Linked DNA regions of Homo sapiens: region 2 is linked to region 1. The links are chromatin contacts, found by Hi-C in ENCODE. All regions are on one chromosome and are shown on one strand. The core of a region is the stretch at or near the end of the contact, and the rest is flanking DNA. Distances in the headings are between cores, read along the strand shown. Region 1 overlaps GPR160 (G protein-coupled receptor 160). Region 2 overlaps TNIK (TRAF2 and NCK interacting kinase).

What was found. A loop is a pair of places that touch in the nucleus more often than their neighbours do. Pooled maps may share reads with other maps.
Region 2: a loop to region 1 is called in a map with no recorded cell type, with 11 times the contacts of the local background. The contact joins two enhancer-like sites. A Hi-C loop is called at or near these places in 3 of 37 single-sample maps with no recorded cell type and 3 of 50 pooled maps.

The regions. Positions count from the first base shown.
Region 1 is chr3:170,043,805-170,048,169 of GRCh38, forward strand. All of the region lies in intron 2 of GPR160 (G protein-coupled receptor 160), which reads left to right. LOC124909455 (a long non-coding RNA gene) reads right to left here. Exons shown (of 3, transcript XR_007096156.1): 3 at 3,633-4,365. Among named protein-coding and RNA genes, the nearest start is that of GPR160, 8.0 kb to the left of the region's middle. RefSeq lists enhancers at 1,283-1,332, 1,912-2,412, 2,373-2,532. Within about 2 kb of position 1,832, at least 10 of the 41 ENCODE cell types and tissues checked have a DNase peak (open chromatin) inside an H3K27ac peak, as active enhancers do.
Region 2 is chr3:171,281,653-171,286,017 of GRCh38, forward strand. The region is part of intron 2 of TNIK (TRAF2 and NCK interacting kinase); the gene reads right to left. Among named protein-coding and RNA genes, the nearest start is that of TNIK, 180 kb to the right of the region's middle. RefSeq lists an enhancer at 3,694-3,753. Within about 2 kb of position 1,927, at least 13 of the 41 ENCODE cell types and tissues checked have a DNase peak (open chromatin) inside an H3K27ac peak, as active enhancers do.

The sequences.
Region 1 (4,365 bases), core at 582-3,081:
AAAACACTGAGTGAGCGTTGAAAATTGGGAAATGTCAAATATTCTGCCCTAACGATTCCCAACGGCAATACTAGAGCAGCTGCCTCTTTAGGGAAGGGTAGTACATCCCAGTCCCCTCAGCCCCCAGCAACCCCTAAAATAGTCCCCAGCCCTGAGATTGTACTTTTTTTTTTTTTTAACGGTAAGAGATCTTTCTATGTATGTGTCTCTACCCCAAATGGAATAACAAAATATAGGTTGAGAGGCTCTTGTTGCAAGAAAAATGGGAAAGACACTTTGGGAGGCCAAGGTGCGGGGATCACCTGAGGTTGGGAGTTCGAAACCAACCTGACCAACATGGAGAAACCTCGTCTCTACTAAAAATACAAAATTAGCCTGGCGTGGTGGTGTATGCCTGTAATCCCAGCTACTTGGGAGACTGAGGCTGGAGAATCACTTGAACTCAGGGGGCGGAGGTTGCGGTGAGCCGAGATCACGCCATTGCACTCCAGCCTGGGGAAGAAGAGCGAAACTCCATCTCAAAAAAAAAAAAAAAGAGAAGAGAAAAATGGGAAAGAGCATATTCCTTTGAGGAAATGAGAGTCTTGTGTTTAGTCTCAGTGCTTCTCTGTCAGACGAATACAAGCCGCGTTGTCATTTTTCTCCCATGCTGCCTATTTTCTCACTTATAAGGAACTTGTTCGCTACCCCCTGCAGTTTGACAAGAATGGAGTAGGTGTGGGCAGGCCTCAGTAGGGAAAAGGAATGGCTCCAAACTCCCACACCATTGGGTCTTTGTGAGTAGGCAGGTGGGTCTTGTGCACCTTGGCGGTTCCCCAGGGTGTCCTGCAGGGATGGGGCACCAAAAAGGCCTTTAACCCTTCCCCTTTAAGCAGGGGACCCATGTGGATCCTGAAGTTGTGCATCAGCTCACTGTAGCTGCTCTGAGCTGGACCCCAGCCACTCTGAGGGGTTCCTAGGACTTGCAAAGGGCCCCTCTCCCCCATCCTTCTCTGCCTACCACTCTCCTGCTGATGACAAGTCCACTTCTATACACTGCTTAGGCACAGCCCCCCAAGAAAGCTCTGCAGGGATGAGGAGCTGAGGCACCCGCATAGTCCAGCCTTAAGGGGTTTCTGTGATGCAAGTCCAAGGGTGGCTTAATTTCCTTGCCTTGAAACTTTCGGTTAAGGGTCACGGGGCAAACATTCTCGCTTCTGTGAATAGCTGGAGTTTCATGACAGTTGAAGTTTCTCTTTAGATCTTTGTTTCCTTCCCCTGAGTTCTGCATTTTCTTCCCATGTACGTGTGCCGTGGAGGAGAATGAAAAGAGGAAATGGCACAAAAGTGAACCTTGTTGGGTGGCTTTCAGGAAATGTCAGGTGCTGTTGTGGGCCTTTGTCACTCGAGTTGTCAGTCTAGGTGTGTGTGTAAACGGACATGGAATAAACAAGGGCTCCAAGTGGAACAGCTTGTTTTGGCCAAAAGAAGTGAGTTCAGGCCGAGCATGGTGGCTCACACCTGTAATCCCAGCACTTTGGGAGGCCGAGGTGGGTGGATAGTGAGGTCAGGAAATCGAGACCATCCTGGCTAACACGGTGAAACCCTGTCTCTACTAAAAATACAAAAAAAAAAAAAAAAAAAAAAAAAAAAAAAAAAAAAAACCAATTAGCCAGGGGTGGTGGCACTCGCCTGTAGTCCCAGCTACTCGGGAGGAGACTCGCTTGAACCAGGAGGTGGAGGTTGCAGTGAGCCGAGATCACGCCACTGCACTCTAGCCTGGGCGACAGAGCAAGATTCTGTCTCAAAAAAAATAAAAAATAAAAAAAGAAAGAAAAAAAAAGAAGTGAGTTCAGAGGCTGACATGTTTTGTGAATGCCAGACCAGCGGCTTGATGGGATCCTTTCTGGAGAACTCTGCGATTCAGGTTTGTGGCTGTGTGCTCCCTCAGGTGATGATTAACCCCCTTGTCAAGGAAGAGTGGGTTAATTGGTTATTAGCCAGAGCAAACAGGGAGAGGCCAAGCAGTCTTGAGTATGGACTCAGCCAGATCCCTGGGTTTCATTTCTGGTTCTTCCACCACCTGTGTGACCTTGACTCATTTTTTAAAACCTCTTTGTACCTCAGTTTCCCCTATGTAAGCTAGAAGTAATAATAATACCTACATCATAGGGCGGTGAGGATTCAGTGGCACGTCAAGTGCTTGTAACAGTGCCTGGCATGGAGTAGGATGGATTGTGAGTTAGCTATTATTATTGTTGTTGTTAGAGCCCTGCTTCCTTTACTTTCACTTTTACTGGGGAGAATTTCCCCCACATAATGTTAGAAGAAAGACCACAGGGAAGAAATGCATCTGAGCTCTGACCTCTGTTCGTGGAGTGAGCCATGGGCTGCCCATCTGGGTTCCCACATGGCCTTAGGGAAATGTTCTCCATGACAAATGCTAACAGGGTGTTTGGTGCAGCAGCAGCTTTGGAATTGATGAGAACTGGGCCACAACTTGTGACTTTGAGCCAGGGCTTTGGCTTTGTTGTTCGGGGATTAAAATCTCCACTGACTGTGGAAAGGAGTTGGAATCCCCTAGCATTCATGTGGATACAAACTCCAACCCCTTATGAGAGAGCGGGCTAGTGTTAGCTGGGACACAGGAGTCCCAGCCTCAGCTATGCCACCGCCTGGCAGGGGTTTAAGGCCAGGTCTTCTGGGCAGCCAGTGCCTCTTCTGTCACCTGGGGATAAGCATATCTAATAGGAATGTTGTGAGGGGCTAACAACATTTTATGAAATCCTGACACAGACACAGCAAAGTACAATGCCTGACTTGCCCCTTAGTAGTAAAATCATAGAACAGATACATTGAGAGGCTTACTTTTTAACTTGGAAAAGTAATATAGATGCTGTTAACTAATGTTTATTTAATATTTTATAGTTCCTAAAAGGGCTATCTGGTTTGATCTTTAAACTAGCAATGCAGGTTTCTGTTTGTTTACATTTGTTTCGATTGCCTTTGGCTGCCTGTTTCAGGAGAGGAGGTACAGAAGTGAACCCAGGTTCAGGCCAGAAATGAGAACATGGAATGGCCTTCATTTTACTGTATCAGAGAGGTAACATGAGTTCTTATTCTTTATGCCCTTAAGTAATTCTGAGGAGGAAGCACTTTAGAGATTGATAGCTAAGGTGTTGCTGGGAAGCTGAAAGCATCCATGGTGTCCAGGGAAGCTGAATGGAGGGCCAGTGATTCCCCTCCAAGCAGCAGGGCAGAGGTCTCCCCTGTCGACAGCCCTTGCCTGGTCCCCTTCAGCAGGGGGCAGTGGGAGGAAGAGAGGCAGTAGGCTTTGGATTCTCCCTCCTGCCCCAGGTGCAGACCCAAAGCTTCAGAGTCCATCCTACCTTCACCTAACCCTTCGTCCTTCTCCTGCACTCCAGCCAGGTGTTTCAGTGTGTAGTCTGTACCTGCCACACCCTCACCGCATCCCCCCAAGCCTGCACTGTCCTGTTCACCGCAAGGTTTTCTCTTCTTCCTATGGCCTCAGCTACTTTCCATTGCTGCCCTTGCCTCCTGATCCTGCCTGCCTTCAACTTTACTGTATTCTGAAAGGTTTAAAGGGAAAAGTCTTTTATGACCCACAATCCAAGGATCTGAAGGCATTGACATTTGGGTATATTTCCTTTTTATTTTGTTTTACTTTGTTTTTTTATAAATTTAAAAAATTTTAACATTTTATAAACAATTCATTTTATGTTAGAATTTTAACATAGTTGCTATACTTTGATTAAAATTTATCATTATGACGATATCAAAAAGACACCTGCATGCATATGTTTATCATAGCACAATTCACAATTGCAAAGATATGGAATCAACCTAAGTGTCCATCAACCAATGAGTGGATAAAGAATATGTGATATATGTATATACACATCACATATACACATACATATATACACATCACATATACACATACACAACACACCATGGAATACTGCTCAGCTATAAAAAGAACAAAATAATGTCTTTTGCAGCAACTTGGATGGAACTGAAGGACATTATTCTTTTTTTTTTTTTTTTTTTTGAGATGAAGTCTTGCTCAGTCACCCAAGCTGGAATGCAGTGGCCCAATGTCGGCTCACTGCAACCTCCACCTCCCAGGTTCAAGCGATTCTCCCACCTCAGCCTCCCGAGTAGCTGGGATTGCAGGCATCAGCCATCATGTCCAGGTAATTTTTGTAGCGACAGGGTTTCACCACGTTGGCCAGGCTGGTCTCGAACTCCTGACCTCAGGTGATCCACCCGCCTTGGCCTCCCAAAGTGCTGGGATTACAGGCGTGAGCCACCATGCCCATGAAGGCCATTATTCTAAGTGAAGTAACTCAGGAATCGAAAACG
Region 2 (4,365 bases), core at 677-3,176, 1.2 Mb after region 1:
ACTAAACCGTACCAAGTATACATTATTTTGCTCTCTCTCACACAAATATACACATATATAAACAAGTCACACAGTCCCAACCCTGAAGGTCAACGAGGATAGTGTTTGCTACCCTTGTAGAGTACAATCTTTAAACTGTGATGACAAGACAATAAATTTTCCCAACCATTTGAATGAGCTTTGGAAGTGGATTTTTTACTTGAGCTTCCAGAAAAAAAGCCCAGTCTGGCTGATGCCTTGAGTTAGCCTTATGAGCATTGAAGCAGAGAACCCAGTTGAGCCTGACTGAATTAGTAACTATAGAAATGTACACTAAGAAATGAAGGTTGATTTTGGCCAAAAAATAATAATAATAATGGTAACTGTGATAATGTGAACTGGCATCCTCTCCCCCACTTACAGCAGACTTGAGGTTAATCTAGAGAATGAATTTTGGGCTAGAAGAAATCATCCAGTCCACAATCAGTGTCTTCAATTCTAGAATCAATTGAAATATTTGCTTATCATCAAAATAACATTTTCTTCAAGGCATTAGTCCAAGATCTGTATCCCAGCGAATCACAAAGAGGAGAAAGAAGAGCCAGCACAGAGTATTTATAGGTCACTGACTTGGTGCACAGCCAGAAGATTTTTTTTAACCAACATTTCTGCCAAAGGAACTATCTGCAGATTCTCTTAATGGTTTTTTGTTTTTTTTTTTTTTTTTGAGATGGAGTTTCGCTCTTGTTGCCCAGGCTGGAGTACAATGGCGCGATCTCAGCTCACTGCAACCTCCAACTCCTGGGTTCAAGCACTTCTCCTGCCTCAGCCTCCTGAGTAGCTGCAATTATGGGTGCCTGACACCACGCCCAGCTAATTTTTTTGTATTTTTAGTAAAGACGGGGTTTCGCCATGTTGGCCAGGCTGGTCCCGAACTCCTGGCCTTAGGTGATCCACCTGCCTCGGCCTCCCAAAGTGCTGGGATTACAGGCATGAGCCACCACGCCCGGCCTCTTAATCGTATCTTAAAGCATTTTAAAAATAACAAATGAAACTGAAAAAGATAAATCGAGGTATCTAAGCAGTTACACTGAACTCATTTCTGAAGCTCATGGACAAACTATGTAAAATCTCAAGAGACTGAAAACTATTTTCTATTCTCAAGATTCAAAGTAAAAACTTAGAATACAAAACTCTAAGAAAGAGAAGGCAGAATGGTGGCAGCTCCAGAGGGTGGGCAGAATCCTAATCTTACAACAGACCTGGGCAATTGCTGCTGTTAATTCTACCAGCAGAATGATGTAGGAGGGCTCCTTACAGCCTGGGCCCGCCTTATATTCTCTGCACAATCAGAGTGGAACCTGGGCACCTATTAGTCCCTTTCCATGCTATCTTCCTGTGAAGATTCTTATGAATAAGAAAACGTGACCTTTATCAAGGAATAATTTTATTCAAATTGTGTAAACTGGATATTTTCCACAGTTTCTTGTCAGGAGGTGGGCAGAGAAGTTAAATTTTATACCTACTTTAAAAAAAAAAAAAAGCCCCTCATGTAATGTTAGCAACTGACCAAATACTCCTTGGATTTCGTGTCTGGAGAGAAGGAACTAAGAAAACATACAGTTCTCTGAAATGTTTCCTGGATTCTTTCCTCTTTTTCCACAAAAATAGAACTACTCTTTTTCTTTTTTCTTTTTTCTCTTTTGATGGGGGATGAGGATTATACAGAAGATTTGGCAACCTAAATGAACATGAGAGAAAGCCAATAGTATAACTAAAGGAAGGGGATCGCCAAAACCATTCACTTAGGGGAATTTCAAACTTTGGTGCTAAAGCTTCCAAATAATCAGCATCACCATTCACCAAGGAGCAGAGGAGTTCGGTCTTGCTGACTGCCAGTTAAGGGCTCTGAAAAAAGACAGTCTCCTTGGCAGCCGTTCCAACCTGGCTCCTGCCCCCTGTGAACCAAGGAAAAGTGGAAATCTAATTCCATGTAGCCTGGAAGAAACCTTACAGGTCCAGGGCTGTGGAGAGGTCGGGTGAGGAACAGGAGTTCCCACCATGCCACTAGGGTTCTGGAAGCCCTGGGAAGCTGCCAGTGGCACTGCAGCACCAGGAACTGGTTCCTAGAGAACTGCCTCAAATCAGACACACATAAGGAAGTCAGGCAGTGATGGCGCTGCATGGGAATACAAGCAGAACAATCTCCTCAGAACTACTTCGAGGGTACTGTCTCTCAGCCATCTTCCAGGTTTTCCACAACCCACAAAGGTCTTTCAGGTGGGTATAATTTGGGGTTACTTGTTAAGATGGAGTTACAGCACAGCTTCATTGGCAAAGACAATGGGATCTCATATCTAGAAACAAAACTTTCTGGGTTTCACCATTTGCCCGTTATCCCCTGAGAAACATCAGCATCACCTGTTAACTTGCTTGGGAATGCAAATTCTCAGACCCAACCGAGACCTATGAATCTGAAACTCTGGAGGGGGGCGGCAGGGAGGAGGGCAGGAATTTGTGTCTTAGCCCCTCATTGTTAAGATTCTGATGCACACTAAAATTTGAGAACCATTGAGCATTCTAGAGCAACACAATTTCATGAAAAAATAGCTTTGGAAACAGCATCTGGATATTAGGCAAAAATATGTGCCTGAATAGAAGAAACACACTCCGTTCATAGTAGGGTTCTATTCCCCAATTTTTTAATTTAGTAGTTCTTTGTGAAAAATGTCCTCTCACATGCAGCATTTTAAAATGAGAAATCTGGGGCCTTCTCAACCAACTTCACACCCGCTTTCCAGGGCAGCTCAAAACAAATTACTGATAAATCAACATGGGGCACTCTGAATCATCAGTCCGTCTTTAGAACTCCCCACATGGTCAGCTGAGGCATTCCATTGAGAATGCATCATGTCTTGACTTCTCTCTCTGGCCAATCCTGCCGTCATTGCATTTCTTAATAAACCTCCTGCATGCTAAAAAAAAAATAAAAAATAAAATCAAATGAGCAATTTATTGCAAATAGCCAGTCCCAAAGAAATCCTTTTGCCTTTGTTGTTTCCCTCAAAATTGCACATTATTTAAGGGGCCTGTCTTTTACACATTTTTATTAGCACCTAGAGCAATACAAATCCTCCACAAACTCTAGCAAATATGTATTAATACAGTAATAAGTAATTCTAAGAGCAAGCACTCAAATTAGTAAGGTCTGGTTTCCTGTAGATTACTAAAGCAGGGAAGGAGTAAGGGGGAGAACTCAGAGAAAGCGTGCGCTGACTAAAAGACAGAAAGGAAGCAGAAAATTTATTCTGAGCAGATGCCAAGACTTTGCCACATGCTTACAGTAAGAGAAATGGAGAGCAGAGAAAATTATTTTTAAAACCTTCTTTCCTTGAGAACTAAGTTATCATAGCCCTGCTTTAAGATATTAGGTAAATACTTTTTCAATGCAAGACATAGGTGGACCCAGAATATTAGCAAGAAATGTGCCTTAAATTATTTAAAGGATACAGACTATTTATTTTCCATGGACAGGAATCATCTGTCTTCATTCATAAAATTCAAGCTGATAATTTTTTGATAAAACTGTTTTCTTTATAAATTGTTAATAAATAAATAAATTGTTGATAATGTATCATTTCTACCCAAGACTGGAACAAACACATCAGCCACTTAAATTCCTCAGCAATACTTAGGCTGCTGAATTTGTTATCAGTGGTAATATATGTTAGCTTGCCTGACTTTAACTGCATCTCCTCAAAGAAAAACGTAGATGAGAAAGTAAAAGTGTAGAGGTGGTGTGGTAGAGTGGAAACTGATGAGCTTTTCCGAAGTAGAGCTGGATCCTAATGCCAGCAGCTATATTGTTATGACTAAGTTAATTGACACTCAGGACTGTTTTCTCACCTATACAGTGAAGGCTGTGGCACAGTTTAAATGTGTTCATGTGTGTACAGTGCCTGTAAGATGATAAACACCAAATCAGTATTATTATTATTAAGAGGCACCCATTTTCATTTTAAATCAATTTATTAGATGTTAATAAAATTAACCCCTATTCCTCCATTCTGCCTTCCATTATTTGGCAGATAAGAAAGCTCTGGCCCAATTGTTCTCAACTCTGGCTGTATATTACAATCACTTGAAAGTTCTTGTGTGTTTTTTTAACTGCCATCTCGCCACAGAACAACTGGATCAGTGTCTGGGGCAGGCCCCAGGCCTTGGTGATTCTGATGTAGTCGGAGAGTTGAGAAATACTATTCCAAATGGATTCTTTACCAAAATCACTTCGGGGCAAATTGGCTATTCTGGAATTTGATCATTTGATGGTTTGGCCTGCTCATCCTGAAGGATCAGGAGGATACAGCCTTATCCTATCTTAGCATT